Regions from separate parts of the Homo sapiens genome. Here region 1 is linked to region 2. Evidence: read pairs that join two places in POLR2A ChIA-PET (ENCODE). Cell type or tissue: CD4-positive, alpha-beta T cell. All regions are shown on one strand. Each heading gives the region's core, and the rest is flanking DNA. Links, peaks and the distances in the headings are about the cores only.

The links. Peaks named below come from ENCODE experiments on the same cell type or tissue, not always from the same donor. Only the 100,000 strongest peaks of a DNase experiment are listed, where the experiment ranks them.
Region 1: POLR2A ChIA-PET joins it to region 2 with 5 read pairs; 3 of 35 experiments call an interaction of 5 or more read pairs at or near these places.

What each region holds. Positions count from the first base shown.
Region 1 is chr2:134,194,781-134,202,630 of GRCh38, reverse strand. It overlaps a transcript of MGAT5 not described here. Among named protein-coding and RNA genes, the nearest start is that of MGAT5, 55 kb to the left of the region's middle. In CD4-positive, alpha-beta T cell, for the core only: no CTCF peak of the experiment used is centred there; no DNase peak of the experiment used is centred there; H3K4me3 peaks cover 670 bases.
Region 2 is chr2:134,285,291-134,299,896 of GRCh38, reverse strand. The region is part of intron 2 of MGAT5 (alpha-1,6-mannosylglycoprotein 6-beta-N-acetylglucosaminyltransferase); the gene reads right to left. Among named protein-coding and RNA genes, the nearest start is that of MGAT5, 39 kb to the right of the region's middle. RefSeq lists enhancers at 10,285-10,334, 12,301-12,380, 12,401-12,450, 12,521-12,600, 12,715-12,774. In CD4-positive, alpha-beta T cell, for the core only: no CTCF peak of the experiment used is centred there; a DNase peak (open chromatin) is centred at 10,436; H3K4me3 peaks cover 832 bases; H3K27ac peaks cover 3,669 bases.

The DNA of each region.
Region 1 (7,850 bases), core at 2,851-7,850, 93 kb after region 2:
TGAGCTGGGCTGTAGAGGCTGGCAGCCAGAGGCTGATGCCTGGGGCAACACTTCTGAATGCTAAACCCTGGGCCAGTGCCTCAGTCTGTTCAGCCTAGTAAAACGAAACACTTTAGACTGCGCAATTTGTGAACAACAGAAATTTACTGCTCATAGCTCTGGAGGCTGGAACATCCAAGATCAAGGCGCCAACAAATTTGGCATCTGGTAAGGGCCTACTGTCTGCTTCATAGATGCCATTTCTAGCTGTGTACTCAAATGGCAGAAGGAGCAAACAAAATCCCTGCAGCTTCTTTTATAAGGGCATGAACCCCATTCACAAGGGCTCCTCCCTCTGATTTAATCAGAGGCCTGAAAGGCCCCACACCTCTTAACACTATCAGGTTGGGGATTAGATTTCAACATATGAATTTTGGAGGGACACAAACATTCAGACCATAGCAGTCGGCAAAAGACAGAGAAGCTGAACAAGAAAATGAAGTTTTGAATAGTGGCTGCTGGGTCAGGTGGCAGAGGATGGAAGAAGAGAGGATGTCATAGATAGATATGAGTTACTGATAAGTCCAAGTTCTTGGGGTGGGTGGTTTCAAGGGTATTCAATAATAATATAATGAAAATAGTTGCATCTCTTCATTAGTATCAACCAGCCAATTATCAGAGAAGGGAAAATAATTTAGTGACCATACCAAACCCTGGCATCTTTGTAGCAAACTACATATTAGCATGGAGCCTTTCAAGCCAGAGTGCTAATCAGCAGCTTTTGGAGGGATAGTCACTCCTCTCAATTAAAAAAAAAAAAAAAAAAAAAAAAAAAGCAGCGCTTGGCCCAGAGAGCTGGCCTTCTGAGCAGCATGTCAGAGCTGATAAAGATGCTGGCGCCTGGCGGCCACCAAGGCCACCCTGGACAACCATTCTGCCTTCTCATTAGCATTGTGCCACTGTTACCTCACTTGACAATAACAACTGCCGTGGAGGATCTGACAAGCACAGGTCGCCCCGAAGGTGAAAGGAGAAAAGGATCTGAAGACAAATCATAAAAATTGTTTCACCCTGTCTGGAACCATCACAAGCTGACCCGGTGCTGTGGAAGATGCTGACTTCTTTTCTGAGACTGCTGAAGGGGAATCTAATTACTCACTCCCCACACCCCCATTATCCCATCTTCCCTCCCATCTACTGGTTCCCTAATGTCAAACAGTATGAAAAGAAAAAGGCTTTTTAAATAGAAAAGATACAGAAAAATAATTTATTATGGCCAAAGCATAAGAGGATTACAATATCCCAACCCCATACTCCAGTCCACCAGCTCAAAGAGAACAAAAGATAGTTCTTCCTGCTCCTACCAACCCCTGGACCTACTTTTGCCTTATTTAACACTCGACTATAGCTATTGGTTCACAGCCCAACCTGTCTCAACTAAACCAAAGCGGCCCTCCAGAGGGCAAAGACCACAGCCTCTCCAGATTATATTTTTAGGAAATAGCCCCCGAAGTAAGATCAAGCACAGAGGGCATCCTTAATAAAGGTATTTGAATGATTAAACACAAGACAAGCAGGGAGTAGTGGCACACACCTGTAGTCCCAGCTACTCAGGAGGCTGAGGCAGGAAGATGGCTTGAGCCCAGGAGTTCAAGGCTGCAGTGAGCTATGATCGTGTCACATAGCAATCAGGAGACAGAGCAAGACCAAGCAATCCTCCTGCCTCAGCCTTCTGAATAGCTGGGACTACAGGTGCATACCACAACACTGGGCTAATTTTTTTTATTTTTATTTTTGTAGAGACGGAGTGTCACCATGTTGCCCAGGGTGGTCTTGAATGCCTGTCCTCAAGTGATCCTTCCATCTTGGCCTCCCAAGACGCTAGGATCACAGACTTGAGCCACCATGCCCAGCAAATCCTGTTTATTTCGTTTACCAGAACATAGGCTCCACAGAAGCAGAGAACTCATCTGTTTTGCTCACTCCATACTTCGTGATTAAAACAGAGTTTAGGGCACACTAAGTGCTCAACTATTCCTTGAATGAGTGAATAAATGGAGAAAGGCTAATGCTAATAGAGGTTATATAGAAAGACACTCAGTCTACACCAAATAGGGTTTCTCTGATTACATTTAGGGAGTGAAGGACAAAGAGGCTCAACAGAGAAAAGAAGAAAAAGAGACTTGTAACACCATTAATTGGCAACAACTGCCATCAGCCAGGAAGAACAGCTGTGCTCCTGTGAAGGCAGCATCACTGCAGACATGAGAGAAATTTCCAGAAGAATCTACAAAGGAAGGAAGATGTCAGGGGACTTGCAGACATCCCTGTCTGAAGTATTCAGGCTAGAGACTATATTCCCTTGGCAGAAAATCTGTTTAAACCCCTCAAGCGTGACCACTATGGTGTCCTTACCAAGGTCAGTCAGTCAGATATTTCTGGAATACTTCCCAAAAGCTGTGACTTTCTCAGCCTTGGCGGGGCAGGGGGGGAATGGGGGGATTGGGGGGCGGGGTAGGGAGGCAGGGACACCAGCTAAAATAGTCCTCATTGCCAAATAAAAGACTTACTATCTGCACGTAATTAATTCCTCATTTCAACATGACATCCTTTACCTGAGACAGAGAAAAATTCTCAGGTGTTTACCAAAATTGTACCTCTAATCAATGATTTTAAGACTGTTTGTGGGTTTTATTTTTTCACTGGACCACTGAAGCTTCTTGCAGGCAAGAAGCATGTTCATTCTTGCCATTTGCACAACCTCCACATACAGAGCACCAATCAGTATCTGCTTCCCTCAAACTCCAACAGAACTCATGAGCAACAATGGATAGTAGCCATATGCAGGGGGAGCATTTCCCAAGCAAAACACTTTTCGGTAAGCTTCCCACAGTTGAAGGTTCAAATAATAAAGGAAACAAAGAAAAAGCAAATGATTCTAAACAACTAGGAGAATGAACCCACAAAATGAGTATTCAAGTCATCCAAAAGTCAGAGAAAAAAATCATGGAATACTGACAGAGAGCTGTTGGAGCAGCCGATAGAACAAGGCAAAGATCACTGTTTTCTAAGCAGGGATTTAATGCTCCATCCTCACAGAACAAATAGTGGAAGGAGGTTCAGGCCACTGTTTTTAGAAGAAAAAAAAAAAAGGAGCAGGCAAGCAAAATACAGTTGCAGCCAGCAGCCAGCCCTAAAATTTCAGCCTCCACCAGAGAACTGAGAGTCCACAGGTGACACAAAGAACAGCTTTCAGTCCACAGCTGGTCCCAAAGCTTGCACCCTCTGCCAGGACTCCCTCCGAGACTTCAGCTCCATCCCGGGAGGCTGTCTTCTGGGATATATGTACATGCTTCTGAGTCACATCACGGAACAGGAAAACACACTGCCCTCTTATCAGAGGAGTAGGAGAGGCAAAGATGTGCAATTAAGAAAGGAAGGGAAGACAGTTACTCCAAGAATTTAGTCAAATTATATACATGAGATTTCCCCAAGAAATAGCAGCTTAACATACCAAGTCCAGAATGGAGTTTAATGTTTACTTTCAAATCTATCATCAACTCTGGAAAATATGGAAGCATTTAGTTTTTCTGAAATGGAAATGCAGCATTTCCTGGTGGGCTAATTTTTACCTTCTGTTAACCAAAATGTTTTAAGACAATGTGCCACAAGAATACATTTCAAGGGAGCTATGTAACAACACACAAATACCATTCATTCAAAAAATAAACTTTGGCCTCTTTTATACTTGCTGAGTGTCAGAAACAACTAAATACCTAATATTTACAAGTTAAGCTGTAATATAAACCCCTCAAAGGAAGGGAAACATGATGCAGTTACCAAAAGTTATAAGTAGTAAGATGAAGAATGCAAAGCAGTGGTTCCCAAAGTGGGCCCATGATCAGACCTGAGAAGGTGTTTGCTTAAAAGTCCACTCCTGGGCACCTCCCTGAGAACGTGCACTACTTGATCCACTACAATATATCATAGGAACCCATTAGTCTTCTCCAGGTAGTTTTGACCACTAGGCAGGTTTGGGGGCAGCTGCCATAAGGAACATGGACAGAGTAGGTTGACTATGCTCCCCTACACCAACGGAATTCCAGCTTGACAAGCTGCTTTGTAGCACAATGCCCAAAAGATCTTAACTCAGCCACCTTGGATGGAGACCAGATGGGCCAAAACAGCCAAGCCTCACACACCCAGCTAGACTCAAGGGTAAAAGGCATCTCCCAGCCAACTTCCTGCTCCTTGCTTGGTAATTCTGAAGCTGCTTGCTAGTCTGAAGAACACTGGATCAGAATGCTGGTGATCTTCAGAGCTACACAGAGCTTGACAGCAAGGAAAGTGCACCTTCCACAGTGCACATGGGTTGCCTATGATGGCAAAGTTCAGGGAGGGCAACTGAGGGCTGGTGAACAGGCTCACTGAGCTAGCAGAGGCAGACACAGCTTATAAAATCAGTTTCATTTTTCAATATGAAGAACCAGAAGAAGAAGGACTATTGCTACCCTTCTTGGCTATACAGGCTTAAAAATTCATTTCTAGTTACCAGTAGCTTCTGGTACAGATGACAAGGCCCAAATGGGATATACTGGATCCTTATTGCTCCCCCAAAGCTATTCTCCCTTTCTTCCATAGGAGCAGGAATTTTGCAGAGTATCTCACTACAGAGTATAATTATCTCTTGCAGCTGAGTGGCAGAGTGATTATATTTTGCCAAGTGGAACAGGAGTAGAAAAAAATCTACCCAACCTCTGGGTTATCATTCCTCCTTGCCCTTCCTCCTACCCTTTTTTTCTCCTTTATTTCAGGGCATACAAAGGAGAGCAACACTGGGGGTGGCAGGGCAACCAGAAGGAAGGAGCCCAGCCCCCTATAACTTTAGCAGGCAGAAATGCCATTCTAGCTGACTTTAAAGTAAAAGGAAACTAAACTGTCTTGTTTAAATCAGTATTGTTTGAGGTTTCTGTTACAGCAGCTGAACATGTTCCTTAATACAAAGATTTTCCGTCCTACATGGAACATGACTAAGAACTACTGATCAAGAAGCAAATCCTTCATACTTTCCTTTTCCTCCTTAGCCTAACAAGATGGCCGACATCATCGTCTTTGACTCCAAAGGATAGCAAGTTATACCAGGAGGTTCAAGAAATCTCTCTTTAATCTCAAATCCCAATTTTTAAGTGCTAGATCCACCTGAAAATACAAGCTTTGCTTTTCCAGTCACTCAATGTCTCAACCGACCTTTTGAATTGAATTTTCTACCAGACTCTCTCATATAAATTACTCAATTTCTGGAACAGGTCTAGCATCACCTCGTAATGCTAATGCTGTTTCTCCTGCCTAGAAGGCCCTTCCTGAGCTAGAAAATTCCACAACATCACGGTCAAGTTCAAACGTAAAAATGTTCCAACTCCTAAGGGCTTGGAAGACTTTGAAATATTGACTGAAGTATATTGGGGCATACATACCTGCCAACCCACCAATCTGCAGAGTTCCTAAAGGCAGAAGCAGTTTTTCATCTTTGTATCCCTGACCACCCCCCATACCATCCACCACATACATCCCAGTACCTGGCACAGTAAAAACTCAATAAATATTTGATGAACTAATTAAGAAATCATTGAACTGTGTTAAGGTTGTCCTTAAGAGTATTTTTTAAAGTAGTTGAAAATTCAAAGGCAGAGGCCACAACTTTAGGAAATCCCCTTGTAAATCAAACACACATATTCCTGTTAAACTAGTACAACTTAGCCTATTAAAATATGAGATAGGAGACATAGCCTTTAAACTAGGGGCAGCCAATGTTTTGGCTTCACCAAAGGGCCGCACTAGAAGAACTGTCTTGGGCCACACATAAAATACACTAACAGTAAGGAAACCTGATGAGCTAAAAAAAAATTCCATTTTTTAAGAAACTTTACAAATTTGTGTTGGGCCGCATTCAAAGCCGTCCTGGGCCACAGGTGGCCCGCAGTCTGGACAAGCTTGCTCTAAACTATAAAAGCGGAGCTAAAGATCCATGTCACTTACAAGCATCGACTATCATTAGGAGTTGAACCTTATGGGAAAACAATTTTGCACTTAACAGCAACCATTTGCTAGCTCATTAACAAATCTGGGCTGTCATATTTTTAAATGATCACTTTGCTTTGAAAATGAATCCTACATTAAATAGAAAACAAAACACGTATTTTAAAGAGTGTTTTAAAAAGCTCCCTTGGATCCATAGTTTTTTTTTTTTTTAAGCCTTAAGATCTGAAAGAAAAGGCCATATACCACACATTCAGACCCTCCATACTGGTACTTGAGTACCAGAAGCAACGGCCTAAAATCGTTTCAAAGAAAGGGGAAAAATATACTTTCAAACACCAACAATAGGTAAATTCCCAAGCACAGGCATATCCAAACCAATTAATTCTATGCTCCACAAAAATTTCCACTTCTGCTAACTTGTTTACAGCTTGGCATAGAGACTAAATGTCTAACTAATGGTTAAGAAACAACAGAGGCAATGAGCAAATTCAACTTCCGAAGAGCACCATGTCCAGAGTGCTACAGAGGAGCCTCCAGGGAACTACACCTTGAATAATATGTTGGGGAAAAAGTTGCTTTTAGTTTCATGAGGATCATCCTGACTTTTTACCCTGGAATTTTTGGAATGGGGTTTTCTAGACCATTTGTTCTAGACACTCAGATATATTAAGTGACTTGCTGGAGATCACAAGCCAGTTATAGGCACTGCAAAGCCTAGACCCCTCTGGTCTTCCAGTACATTCTCCAGCACAGCACACAGAATAAAGTCCATTTCTTAATACAATTGTCACAAATAAAATCCACTACGGAAAATAAGATTACCCAGCCATTAAGAAGTTTTTCCAAGTTCTTCCTAAAACACAGGCTCACGCACACCAGACATCAAACACAGAAAAGATTATAGACGTTAAAAAGGCGCTAGGTGAACTTTACAATGAGATTCACTTAATGCAGTAGGTACTAGGAATTAAAAAATGAGTAAGGCCAAAGGACACTCATCCACAAGTAGCCTAGTGAAGCAAACGGAAACCTACGTACATAAATTATGAAACCACCTGCTGCAGCCGATATGGGAGATAAAAACAGGGTATTATGGGATATTTCAGACTCCAGAATTTAAAGCTTTAGATCTTTCTTATCATTTCTAGGATAATTCTAGGAAAGTATACTCCAACTTAAGCAGATAAAAACATAAGAATTGTTCAACAGAATGCCTAGACTAAAACTGAAAGGCGATTTCAGAACTTTTGAGAAGATAAATCCTTGTCTAGAAACAGAAAATTCACACTTGAATCTTTTTTCTGAGTTAAAAATGTAAAGGAGTATTAAATTTGTTTATGACTAATAAGGTTTGAAGTCTAACACAGTACCTGCTAATTCAGATTCAAGTCACCCTCTTAGGTGGGTGAGAAATGAGCCATTGGTTTAGGAACCTGAAGGAATCCAAACTGTTCACAGGAATATTCCAAATGGTGTTTCAGTCCTGGAGGTTAACAACCTCCACTATGCATTATATGGATGCCGACTGTGTTCTGGGGGATATTTGAGATCAGAGGCCATAAAAATAAAATAGGTATGTGACTTTCACAGCCAGTCACAAATAAAATGCTGCTGGACCTTTTAAGTCTGAACAATCCACTCAGACTACAGAGAAAAGACTAGATATTAGTAAAAGAGCACCCAACTTCAACTGCATTATCAGCTTCCAGAAGTGAGGTTCTTACAGCAACATGAACCACCTGAACCACAAAATACCAAATATCAAGAAGGGGCGCAAATGCTCATGGAAGATATTCCACCAGGGCCTTGAACAGTACATGAAGTGAGGGCAG
Region 2 (14,606 bases), core at 7,339-12,338:
AAGCCAGGGAGGAATTTCTTAAGCAGCAGCAAGGTTTGTGTGTTCCAGGGAAGATCCAAGGGTGGGTGTTTGCTACAGGAAGAGAGAACTGCAACAAGAGGCCTTTGGACATGGACTATGGGATTAAAGGAAACCAGCTTTGAAATGGGAACTTTTTAAAATTTTTGAATGGAGTCTGTACACATCCAATCTGAAAAAATTCATGAGGAATAAAAGAGGGGACAGGGGATAAATATTAGATACTGGGTTTGGGCTCTACCACTATGAAATCAGAAGAGGGGATTTTAACTACCTTTACCAACACTTGTAGTTCATCTTGCTGAAATAAAGAAGATCCTGATTCAGACACACTGCATTTTAAAAAACAAAAAAGCTACAAAACCTTAAATACAAATCTCACTTCAATTTATTCAACTTGATGAAGGTTGCAATTAGCATTCCAAACCCTACCTTACCTGCAGGCCTAGCTCAAGCTCTCCTCTATCTGTGAAACTTCACAAGAGTACTCCAGCTCGCACAGGTACTTCCAGGGTGCCTGTGAACACCTATAAAATTTTTAGTCTATACTGAACAATCTAAAACTAAAAATCTGGTGTTGGCTTTGACCATCCTCTAATTGGAATTTGTTTGTGTGCAGAAATGCACATACCTACAAAGACTGCAAAGCCAGTGAGACCAACTTCCACAAAGTCAGTGGCCATGTGTCAGTCTGCTTTTGTATGCTCCAGAATAACACTGGCTCACAGAATTGACAGAGATTTTGTGGACTACAGATGATGATAGTGGTATTGACGCTTGGAAAGATATAAATTCTAGGGAAGAAGAAGAAACGATGGGCAAGTGTTTTTGGGCAAGAAGGAAAAGTACAATTGGGAAGATCTAGGTAAGAATATTATTCTCAAATGGGACACTAACTTTCACAAGAAAGCAGAAGAATTCTTATCTTCTAAATGTGACTTCCTTCTTCTTCCATTCTTCTTTTGACTTTTTCATTCAGAGGGAAGGTACAGTCTTAAATTGCTTTCATGCTTCCTGCCTGGAATCGTCTTTCATACAGAACACTCAACCAGCCCCAATCCCAACCCATGGTTCCTGCCTACATAAACACACTCAACCATCACCATTATGAACTACCTCTTCTCCAATTCCTATCCTAGACTAAGCTCTCAAGTATACTTCTGATCACATCTAATCAAAAGAGACTCCAGGAGACCACCCAAACCATCTGCAGTACCAAATTTATTGAAAACACCTTCCAACATCTGGAAATTCACAACTATATTTAGTTGATGTTGAATTATGATAAACAAGGATTTGTTACAACAGAATATGATCCGCATGGTGTCTAACTGCCCTAACAGCTCCTCTGATTTGCTGATCATTCTTAGGAGTGGAAAAAATATAAGTGACATAACTTATTATGAAAAGAAATAGTGTTCTAACTCTACATTTTTTATAAACACCATAATTTTTATTTGGTGATAAATAATACAGAGATAGGCCAGGCATGGTGGCTCACGCTTGTAATCCCAGTACTTTGGGAGGCCGAGGCAGGTAGATCACTTGAGGTCGGGAGTTCAAGACGAGCCTGGCCAACATGGTGAAACATCGTCTCTACAAAAAATACAAAAAAATGAGCCAGGTATGGTAGCATATGTCTGTAATCTCAGCTACTTGGGAGGCTGAGGTAGGAGAATTGCTTGAACCCAGGAGGCGGAGGTGGCAGTGAGCCAAGAGTACGCTATTGCACTCCAGCCTGGGAGACAGAGTGAGATCCTGTTTCAAAAATAATAATACAGAGATAATATTTTTCTCTATTATTTATACAAATAATTCAACATTAACCCAAAGAAATACACGTTCATACTCTAAAAGAAAATAACTGGTTTTAGAACCTCAATTTAGCTAAACAGAAAACAGAACAAAACTTAAGGATCTAGTAGACTTATTTTTTTAACCTATATTTGTTTTCCTCAATTTTTATCAGAAAAAAATTTGAAACATACACAAGGATACAGAGAATGATACAACAAATCCCTTCTACCCATCACTTAACTTCAACAGTTAACAAATATATTATTGAATAGAAGTGGCAAGAGTGAACAGCCTTGCCATTTTCCTAATCTTAGGAGAAAAAAAAAATTAAACAGTTCTTTTCTAGTAAGTATGATGTTAACCTGTATGTTTTTCCTAGTTTGTTGAGAATTGCTTTCATGAATCAGATTTTCTCAAATGCTTTTCTGCTTATATTAAGGTAACATGATTTCTGACCTTTGTTCTATTATGGAGTATTATATTAATAGATTTCTGAATGTTAAACCAACCTTGTGTTTCTAGAATAAATTCCAATTGTTCATTATATATAACCCTTTTCATATGTTGCCAAATTTGGGGTTCTAATATTTTAAGAATTTGTGTCAGTGTTTATAGGAGTTCATGGTCTGTTGTTCACTTGTGATGTCTTTGTCTAGCTTTGGTAACAGGGTGTTACTGGCAGAATGAATTGCAAGGTATTCCCTCCTTCTATATTTCATGGAAGAATCTGTGAAGAATCAGTGTCATTTCCTCTTAACATACCTAAAAGAATTCACCAGTGAAGCCATCTGAGCATGGGTTTTTCTTTGTAGGAAAAGTTCTAATTATTAGTTCAAATTCTTTGTTATTGAGCTATTCAGATGATTTTTTTTTTTTTTTTTTTTTGAGACCAGGTCTCAGTCTGTTGCCCAAGCTGGACTGTAGGGGCACAATCAAGGCTCACTGCAATCTTAATCTCCTGGGCTCAAGTGATTCTCCCACCTCAGCCTCCCAAGTAGCTAGGACCACAAGTGTGTGTCACCACACCCAGCTAATTTTATTTTTTGTAGATAATGGGGTCTCACTGTGTTGCCCAGGCTGATCTTAAACTCTTGGTTTCAAGCACTCCTCCCGCCTCTGCCTCCCAAAGTGCTAGAATTACAGGTATGAGCCACTCCACCCCACCTTCAGATGATTTTGAGTCAGTACAGATTGTGTCTAGGAATTTTTCCATGTCATCAAAGTTGTGTCATTTCATAGTATGAACTTATTCATTGTATTACCTTGTAATCTTTTACATTTATTTTAAATTTCTGCAATCTTCCCTTTTTTGGATTCTATATCTCATAACATTTGAATGCATATTTTTTTTCCTAATCAAATGTCAAGTCTATCTTAACAAAGTAAAATAACAGAAGAAAGAGAGGTTAAGTGGAATAGATTACAATGTCTGCAGAAACAAGGTCAGTTGTATAAAAAGATTTTCTATTTTTTACTGTCTCTTATGTACTTTATAAGACTAAGGAAAGTGGTTTTCTTTCAAGTACTATAATTAATTCCTGGGGTGAAAGGGAAAAACAAGACAAGGGGAAAAAAAGAGGAAGCAAAAGAACCATAGGTTTAGTCATATGCTACAAAGGAAAAAAAAAGAATATTTAACCTTCCATCAATAAAAACTTGAAGCCAAGGATAAAAAGAACAGGAAATTCACAAAAACTGTTAAGAGCCAGGCAGCCACTCCCTCGATACCAAACCAAGTAATTTAATATTCGGCATTTCTTTAATGCCCATAAATTCCAGAAACTGACTCCCAGGTCCAGCTAGTTTTATATGGTGGTAATAACTTTTAAAATTGTGTGTTATTTTTTAAATTCCATGTGTCCATCCCCAATTCTCTGACACAGCCACAAAGAAAACATGGTAACTAAACTAGAGTCGACTTGGCCTACCCAGCTACATGAAATTCCATGAGTTTAGTCTGTTTCCCATCCTCCTCTTTACCCCACCTCTTGGCCTAAACCGCCAAGATCACAGTATTTCAAGAGTCAAAATTCAAATAAGAACAAACATGTTTGCATGAGGCTGCCAAACACTCCTAGATGAAATCCTCTTCCCTTCCAAAGAATTTTACCTCTAATTTCCACCTCCCAAATAAAAATTGTAGTTATTTTTGGGTTGCACTACAAATAATAAAACCACAGATTCTTAGGGTTCAGAAGGAATGCTGTAAATCCACCGAACCCATCTCCCCACCCTTAAGCACTGTTTAGATTAAGACAGGGGAGTATCTGTTATATTAAGGCAAGAGGCTGAACTGAAACAGACTGCAACTTGGTATAATTCAAGCTTCCCAAAACCATTCCTGTCAGGTAGCAAAGCTGACCAAACAGTATTCCTGATGGTTCCAATAGAAACTCCGAACAGCCCTTTCCTGTTTGGCTGCAGCCAGCAACAGCACAGAAGAGCCACAAGCCAGCCACTACTGGCTGTTCTTGTCATCCTCGAAGAGAATCTGGGTGACAAGTCGAAATGGAATGAATACCCTTAAAGTGACAACAAAACTCCCTACTAAAATTATGACTGAGAATAAAAGAGAAGGCTAATCCAGAGGGAAAAATATTTTCAACATCATTGAAGATTTTTTTCCAATTATAACTTATTTCGCAGCTCTTATGTTTGGAAATTACTGCAAGAGGATCCTAAGATACCACATTTTCCCTGCCTAAGTGAAGAAAGCCACACAGTTGATTGGGCCTACTAAGCTCCCAATTCCACTGCCAACCTTAGTCACTTCTAGCACAATCCAGTTCTATTATGGCTATATTCAACTTGTAAGTACTTTCACCATAGTTTCTAGATTTTTCTGGCCATTCTCATTGTTCTTTTCTGGCATCTTCGAACCACTGAAGAGCCATCAAATGTCAATCAACATAAGGAACATCTAAACTATATACTAAAACCTACTGTTAGAAATGCTTGTTCCTCGGTGCAATAAAGAAATAGCACTTGAACATAAATTTAATTTCCTTAGCAAGGCCATTTTTACTTTCTACAGAAAGGGTACACTTGCCAGCAGTTTTGCCACGATAGTACACCGAACAAAGGAGGCAGGGTCATTTATAAGTTGACGCGTCCACCTTACTGCTGTGTCCAGTTTCCATTGGCTGGAACAGGACCTCACATTCTGTATTTGTCCTGATTGGCTAGCAACTTAGAACATTTTAAAAGAGGCAAAGGCAGAGGAGAACAAAGGAAAGAGGAAGTAACTTGTGAAATGCTGAGAAAGGTAAAAACACATTTAAATAAGGAAGAGGAACAGACTATGACCTAATGCTTGCTTGGACCAGTATAAACATACTTATAAGCAAATATTTAGGCTAAATTGTGGGAGCTAAGAACATAAAGTACATTGATTTCTTTATTACGGCTAGCAGATATTTAAGAATGTTAGCACAGGTCTTTGAATAAATTTTGCTTCTAAGAGAAGTTACTATTTATTCTTAATTAGACGGGGAGGAAAGTCTTTGAAGAGGAACCTCTATTTTTTACACCTACCTTCTATAAAACCAAGCCCTTGGCATTCACAACTACAAATCCCCTTACACAGAACTTGACCTGCAGTGGTATATACCTGGAACAAAAATCCTTGGTTAGACTGTATGTATTTCTAAATTTGTCTCAGAAATATGAACATCATACCCCGAATACTTAGTCTTAGTGGTTTGTGAGGCAAAATCACCCAGCAGCTCCAAAAAGCCCCTACGTTAAGACCTTATATTAAGACTTGGAAACATGAAAATAAAAATAAAAACACTGAAAACAAAAAGTTACTTTACTGCCAGTGCAGAGATCTTCCCATGACTTAACAGGTCTATGGGGCTAAACCGCAGAGAACAATGGATGCCTTATTTACCTGATGATGCCTAAAACAGTGCAGAATAGCCACCCTGGAAGGTAGAATAAAACTTCTCTCTCCTCCATTTGCCTCCTCACTCAGAGGCAAAAGATTTGAGGCTGTAAGAAAAGTGACACATCTTTACACTGAACATGCAGTGCTCCATGAGGCAATCTTTTCTAGATCCACCTAAAACAACTACGAGGAGTCTGGGAAGCCAACGAACAAAGGGGGCAAGTTACCTGCCTAGGATGTGGTCCAGCCCTCCTACCTCCCTACTCTGTTTCACATCCTCCACACACTTCTGTATGAGGAGAGGAGATGGTCTCATTTCATGCTAGCAAAGCCATAGTCGCAGACCTGGGAGCCATCACACATCATGGTGTCAGCCAACTGCAGACTCAAGGGGTTTGGCTGCTATCAAAATCTATAGTTTTCCAGCTTGGCTTTTCTTCAATTTAAAGCAAGGAAGCACTTTCGGAGGCCGAGACAGGTAGATCGCTTGAGCTCAGGAGTTTGAGACCAGCCTGGGCAACATGGTGAAATCTCATCTCTACGAAAAATACAAAAAATTAGCCAGGCATGGTGGTGTATACCTATAGCTCCAGCTACTCAGGAGGCTGAGGTGGGAGGATCACTTGAGCCTGGTGGGCAGAGGTTGCAGTGAACCCAGATCGCACCACTACACTCCAGCCTAGGTGACAGAGTTTGACCCTGTCTCAAAAAAATAAAAATAAAAAAATAAAGCAAAGAAGTGGGGGAGGAATAAGAAAAGGAAGGGAGGAAGAATACAGAGGCACATACGTAAAAGAGGGAAGAAAAGGAACGGAGCAAAGCACTTACTCTTAACATCTGTGGGCTTAAATGTTATTTCCCTCGCATACGTATACTAAAATCACAGCACAAGTAACCAGCCTAGTGCCTGGAAACAAGTACCCACTGATAATGTATTCATTTCCAATTTAATGAATCTACCATCCATTTTCAATTTTCGTATTTTCTATTCACTGAGTAGTAATGCTTATTATCATATACATGTTATAAAAGCATGCAAGAGAAGCAAGGGTGCACAGTGATACCCAAAATGAATTGTAATGAAATGAGAATAGGCTACCTTTCATGTGTGAAGGTGCCTTTCATGTGTTAAGGACCCACACTCCCTGGAGGCATGCTTGCTAGCTATTTTTCCCAGTGACAACAATGCATTTGCCCTATGCCAGGCACACATCTGTGAAGGTCCATGACCTCCATCTGTTATCTGTTTGGAGACCCCACCTTGAAGCCTGGCCTTCTGAGTACCTGCTTATTCTTATCACAGGTATGTGGCTCAACTGCAGGGGGTTTCAAAGAGCTGCAAGAGCAGCAAGTCACATAACACGCTTTGATAAAGATCCTCTGTATGTCGTTGAGAGTCTACAGCACAGCCACTGGTTACAAGAGCTACCCCTTGCTCGGAGTGTTAACACCAGGTGTGGCCCATGGCATAGAACACAGATGAAGGTAGATCCTAACAGGAAAAACAAACAAGACAAACAAAACACCACCACACCTAGTAATGACTGGCAGAGCAAAGGTGAGGGATAGCAGAAAATAAACCTGAATTGTATTAAAATCACAGAAGTTGAAGACCTTAAGGAAAATCCAAAGCTCCTAATTTCAAAAAGAAAGAAACCAGAACCTGGCTTTATCCCCACGTTTAAACCTTCCGTTAGCAGCAGACCCGGCAACAGAAAGCAGTTCTCCTTTTACCCAATGCACCCTGTCGGATTGAAGAGAGTTGTTCCACCTGTGAACTGAGGGACCCGAATCAAACCACTCCTCTTTGACCTTCACTGACCTCCTCCAGAAGAGGAGAGACTTGCGAGGATTAAATGAGATGCTATATGTGAAGCAGAGTCAGCACTGAGTAAAAGGCATTGGGTCTCAGAATGTGTTTTCCTGTCTCTCAATTCCAATTGCTATTAACAGTAAATACCTTCCCTGAGGTACACTCAGTTCTGAGGACCCAGACGCAATCTGAAAACCACACACTACTGCTATGACATTCACTAAATTGATATTCACTAAATTAGGCAACATTTGCCTTGCAAGATAAAGAAATGTTTCCTTTTATTTTAAAATTATCAGTGGGCCCAACCCTTTTAAAAATTAGAAATGCCCATCTCTAAACAAAAAAAAAATGGTATAATCATATATGCCAACCAGGCCTGACAGAACCACTGAGTTAATGAATCTGAGACGGACACCTTCTAGAGAAACAGTCACGGAAAGTTCCAGAATGAACCAGATTCTATGACTGCCGATATAAAGGGAGAGACGAAGCACTATACCTAACGCCACTTGAGTGATCACCAAATGTAAAACATCAAAAGATTCTAGCAGGGCCCAAACTTTAAAAGCTTCTAGGGAAAACTGACTAAGCAAGTAGTCATAGCAGCTGTTATCACACTTAAATATATTCTCACAGTATCAAATAAGTGACCCTAACTTGCCTTACAGGGCTCTCAACCTGAGTCCATATGTCTCTTGCCCTCATTCACTGCACGCCAGCCACACTGACCTTACTTCGCCCTATGAACGTGCTAAGGAACTTCTCAAGTCCTGGACTCTCTCCCTGCTGTTCCTTGTCATGAATGCTTTTCCAGGTAGTGGCTCACTTCATTTATATATTGGTTCAAACATCACTCCTTCAGAGGCCTTCCCCATCCTAAACGTACCTTGTCTTAGTCTGGGCTGCTATAACAAATTACCACAGACTTTTATTTCTCATAATTCTGGAGACTAAAATTCTAAGATCAACATGTGGGAAGATTCCGTGTCTGGTGAGGACCCTCTTCCTGGTTAGCTAATAGCTATCTTCTCCTTGTATCCTCACAGACAAGAACAGAGAGAAAAAACAAGCTCTGGTGTCTTCTTCTAAGGGCAATAATCTCATTCATGAGGGCTCTCCCCTCAAAACCTAATCACCTCCCAAAGGCCCCAGACCATTTAACACCATCGCCTTGGGGGTTAGGATCTCAACATATGTATTTGGAGAGGACACAAACATTTAGTCCACTACACACCTTCAACCTCTTTCCCAGGCAATTTTCTCTTTTAACCTTGCTTTATGTTTTGTGTGTGTGTGTGTGTTTTCTAAATAAGATTTCTCACTCCTTGACATTACATGTAAACTGTCTATGGCCAGTCTCCTTTGCTAGAATATAAGCTCTCTGAAGTGAGGTATTTTTGTGTATTTTGTTTTGCATTACGTTTCTGGCACCTAGAAGACACGCAATAAGCACTTACTGAGTCACATAATTGATCCTCCAACTCCATATAGCCAATCTGATCAAGTGGATTCCCTCTGCATGGCTCATCTGAGAGAATTATTCCACCATGCTTTGTAAATTTTTTTTAAACCACAACTGTAAAGCACTGGATAAACTGGCTTTGCTTTGCAGCTCAATCTCTCCCATGTTTCTCTACTCATAGCAGACACCAGATAGAGATAAAGCCACAGGATCAGCAAGCCCCTCTGTCACAGCAATCAACTGTGCATGGCCATCCTGCCAGTGCTGTTTTCAGGGGGAGCACCCCTTGTAAAGTAAAACCAGCCATGGAGGATGCATGTCCAACACAGAAATGAAGGATGATCTGGAGAGGTTTTAGAAGAACAATTTCTATGACCAAAGATAGCACAAACCAAACTATATGAAATGACTAAAGACAGGAAGCCATACCTCAAGTTTGCATGTGGAAAAGACACAGGAAGGAAGTGTGTAAGAAAGGAAGAGGATGACTAGATCATCAGTCCCCAATTTGCAGCACAGTAAGTGCAACTGGCCTCAACCTATAATCTACTTTAATTCCCCACAAAGAGCTGAGTGGCTCTTGCTAGGCAACATCAACGGAGTAATTTTTAAAAGTGACAGCTCTGGCCAGAAATGGTAAAAGTAGAAAAACTAAGAACGCACAACAATACAACAAGTGGCCAAGATCAAGTTGGTAGAAGCAGCTCTTCTCAAAATCATCTGTTTCAAGTGTGCACTTTTGGAAAGATGGGATGCACATGAGAACACACGAGTAGGACTATCAAATACCTCACAGTCTGCCTTGAATCTGCATGACCTGGAAAGCTCTCCAGCTCTGAGAAGTCCTTGTGTCAGGGGTGGGTTCCCAGGACCACTCCCAAGTTCTATGATTTGCTAGGAGGACTCATAGCACTCAGCATATATACTCACAGTACATACTCATGAATATGTACTAACAGTTCAGATTTATTATAGCAAAAAGATACAAAGCAAAAATCAGGAAAGGAAAAAGGTGCATGGGGCAATGTCCAGAGACCAGGCACAAGCTTCCAAGAATCCTCTCCCAGCGGAGTCATATAGGGCATGCTTAATTCCTCCAGCAACGAGCTGTGACGACAAATGTGGTCTACCAAGGAAGGTCTTTAGAGACTCTGTGTCTTACTGAGTGTTGGTCACTGTACCTAACATGTGCCAAGATTCCAGACTCCCAGAAGGAATGCAGGTGTTCAGCATAAACCATATTATTTGTACACATGGTTGAAGCATAGTCAGTCACTCTTATCAGCATATGGTAGGAAACTGGATTTCCAAGATCCAAATTCTCAGATGCTAGTCCATGGTTAGTCTTGCAAGCAGACCTTTCTAAAGACAGCTATGTCAGGCCTGCTACGCTGACAACTTTCGGCAGAACCCTGCAACCACACCAAAGTCCCTCAACATCTACATGCACACAACACACAGTGTTCCGCTGACTCAGGTAGCACATGGGAGACTGGCAGGAAGCAGCTGGCTGATGGCTTTGTGCCCGGGCCACTACCAAGGGGCAGTATTGGCAAGGACTTAGGAAGGGCCACAGAAGAGAGATCGGCACCCTGGAAGAGAAAAGCGTTCCCCAAGAGCATGCAGCCCAGCAATGGTTGCCTTCTCAAAGTCAGAGGGAACAAGACAGGTCCATGGAGTAGAAGAGCAGTCCTGCCGAGCAAAGGGCATGTGGGAAGAGGAGAGACTGGCACACTGCGGTGCCCAACCTATAGGGCAAGCAGAGACCTTGAGGAGTAAGTCTGGGTCTTGAAGAGGATGGAAGTGATGGCCACACAGGGGGACGTAGAGAAGCCACAGGAAAAATAATGGGGCCCTAGAGACAAGGGAGATGAAGGGCACCCAAAAAAGACTGGCAGTTTAAACATGCGCCAAGTCTTTCACCTTCTAGGTGCTAACCACTGGCTTCCACCAGCTGGTTTGTTTTTTAATGTAATGTGTTTTACAATGCTGTGAAAACAGTGACAATGAGAGGTTTGAGCAAGTGAAGCCCATTTTGTACATCTGATATTTCCAGAAGGTGTGGGAGTAGGGGAGAGGGAGAAGAGTGGGAAGGGGAATGGGTGGCTGTCAGGGGAGAGCATGGCTACAACAGCAATATTTCTGGAAACCAGTTATCGGGGGAATTCACAGGAAGATAGGCTGACAGAGGTATTACACTCACATACATCATTTGAAGGAAGATGACTGCCACTGTCATTTATTGGTTTTTGCAAAAGGCATGACATTCATGCTTATTAGTTTTTATTCATAAGAACAATGAACCATCAATTTCCATAAGCCTTTGCAAATACTTACATGGTATCAAGCACCAAACAAACAAACATCTACTTCAGGGGTTGAATTTTTTTTTTTTTTTTAAAGAGCTAGATGGTAAATATTCTAGATTTGCTGTCCACGTAGTCTCTGTATCAACTACTCAATTTCTGATATTGTGATGTGAAAGCAGCCACAGGCAACACGGCAACACATCAACAAAGGAGCACAGCTGTGTTCCAGCATGACTTTATTTACAGACTGGGCTAGATTTTGGCGCACAGGCCGTCATTTGCCAACTACTGATCTAATTCCTATATGGAACTTGAAACAGGCAGAAACAGGTCTTGAATGGCCATTTAGGTTTTTTGTGGAACTGATGTTGAGCCATTTGATAGGCAATGTCTATCATGTGCCTGATAAAGTGTTTCAGGTGCCTCCACCCTCACAAGAAACTACCAGAGCCATGTCAGGAGACAAAATCATGCCAAACCAGCAAAAATAAAGGAGGCCTTTGCTTCCAGACACCAGCAAGAGAATTCAAAATTCAGTAAGCACTTGAGAATAAAAACCAAAGAAAGACATGGACAGAAAATTCACAAAATATACAAATCCCATAAAACATATGGAAAACAACCTCTCTAACAATCAAAGAAACATATGTAAAATATCATTTTCCATTTATTACACTGGTGAATTTTTCAAAGGAAAATACCAAGTATTTACACAGAGGATGTAAGACAGGAATATTCATACATTATTGATCAGAGTATAACTTGTAATGTCTATCAAGTCTTAAGATGCTTATACTAGAGCCTTCCAGTTATAAATAGCAAAGGCTTACTCTCTAGAGAGATTGAACAAAAAAGGCTCTAGATTCACAACAGTGGATAGGGTAGGGAAAAGGAAGTGAGGTCTCTACTACAAATTTTAAAAGGTCTTGGTCTCTAGCTATGAAGCAAAGTTCTGGCAGCCCCTGGGCAGAAGGCTGAAGGATCCATCTATGAGGAAACTAAGCAGAAGAGAAAAGACTGAAATAGACATTTAGGGTCCAACGTCATCTATGGTTCCCTAGGAGGTGGCCCAGCAGCTGCCAGCCCTCACTCACAGCCAACCTCACCCTCAAATATGAAACCAGCACTACAGATTACCAGATATGTGAGAAAACATTCTCACACCAAAGAAAGAAAAGTGAACTCAAACTGAAAAAGAAAAACTCTCAGATGATACATACAACAGAAAATGATTTAACAATATTTTTAAATATAATACCTCACAGATGAGCGAAGAATATTGATTCATGAAATCAGAGCAAGAATAGGATTTTTGTTTTTTAAAAGACCTTGAGAGAACAACAACTCTTGGAAAGAAGACTAAAATAGAAGAATTAAATTCAGGAGACGAGCTGGATGTAAAGTTGTGAAAATCTTACAGAAAATACAGCCATAAGATGAACAGGAAGGATAAGATGAGAGAAAAGTGATATGAGAGAAGGGGTAGGAATAGAGCCCCAATGTGCACAATCCACCCAGTGAGTTCTAGAAGAAAGACTGTAGGGAGATGAGACTACTCAATAAACAGTTCACAAAAATTTCCCAGACAAGAAAGATGTCACAGAAGAGTCAGAAAAAGGATGAAATGTGGTCCACACCAGGCACAGGAAACATCTGAACACAAGGTAGAAGCAAATCCCACCAGCTTCCAGAAGGCCAAAAGTCACATCTAGGTGTGATAATGCCTCTGGACTTTGCAAAAATGACTCTGAAAAGCAGAGGTCAAAGGAACAAGATCTTCACATTGTTTAGGGAAAAACATGTTCAAACCTAGAATTTTATATGCAACGAATGTATCATTCAAGTGGGAAGGCAGAATAAAGACATTTTCCAAAATTCAAGAAACCTCAGTTGGGCGCGGTGGCTCACCTATAATCTCAGCACTTTGGGAGGGCGAGGCAGGCAGATCACCTGAGGTCAGGAGTTCAAGACTAGCCTGGCCAACATGGTAAAACCCCGTCTCTACTAAAAATACAAAAATTAGCTGGGTGCCTGTAATCTCAGCTACTTGGGAGGCTGAGGCAGGAAAACTGCTTGAACCCAGGAGGCAGAAGTTGCAGTGAGCAGAGACTGCGCCACTATACTCCAGCCTAGGCAATAGAGCGAGACTCCATCTTAAAAAAAAAAAGAAAAAGAAATCTCATGATTTCCCCTCCATTTACCTTCTTCTCTCAGAAAACTATTACAGGATGAGGCAAGAAACCAACAAAGGGGAAAATGTGGAATCTAAGAAATAAAAGACCCAGCACCAAAGGGGAAAAGGGGCTTTGGAAACAGTCCTACGACAACTGTACAGCAGGCCCAGGATGCAGCCAGGCCAGCCTGTCACAGGAGGGCAGAAAGCATCAGGAAGACGACTACTGAATAAAAGCATGGTAAACTATTTGATCTGTGGGCCACAGTAAGAAGGGTTCTCTGATGGAATGTTTAGGGCTGAATTTTGGTAAGGGTAAGAATTTTTTTTTGTTTTGTTCACTGATGTGTGGCTTGGCACACAGAAGATAATTAGTAAATATTGTCCTAATTAATCAAAACAATGCAAACATAAGAAGTAAATTATTAACGCTGGGAAAAACAGAAAGATGTATCAGAATGGCAATTTACTATCACCTTATTTTATTTTAGTAAGTGGCTAAGCAGTGTCCTTATAAAGTAAGCACTGACCACTAAATTTGACCCCAGCAAATATTTAGGACATTCTGATTCTGGAAAACAGAGAGGAGCCATGTAGCGGAGGGGTTGCTGGCAATGGTGGCAGTGTCAGAGAGCTAAATTCCCATCTTCCATAACAGAAAATCAGTAGATAACCTCAAAAAAATGCAAGATAAGAAAAAAGCAACATAAACATGTTATGGAGAAATATGAAAATATATTACTGGAAGAAACAAGAGTTAGAAGTATTTGTGTTTCCAGAACAAAAGTCAGGGGTAAGGAGGAATGAAGTATATAGCAGAAGACAGACTGGTTACAGTCTTATACTATTTGACCTTTAAATTTATACTTTTAAAATTATATACATGTACTAATTTGACAGAAATAAATACTAAACTTAAAAAGGGCTTATGCCCTTTGACCTAGCCATTCTGTTTCTAAGAAACTCTCCCAAGAGAATAATGCAAAGATTTATGTTCACCACAATGATCTTTGTAGTAGAAAAAAGGAAAAACAAAAATTGAGAACCTAGTTATTATGTAGTTATTTAAAAATAAAGCTTTTGAAGAATAAAGAGAATGCTCCCTTAAAAATCAAGACTTTAAAACAAAGAGTACAATTATA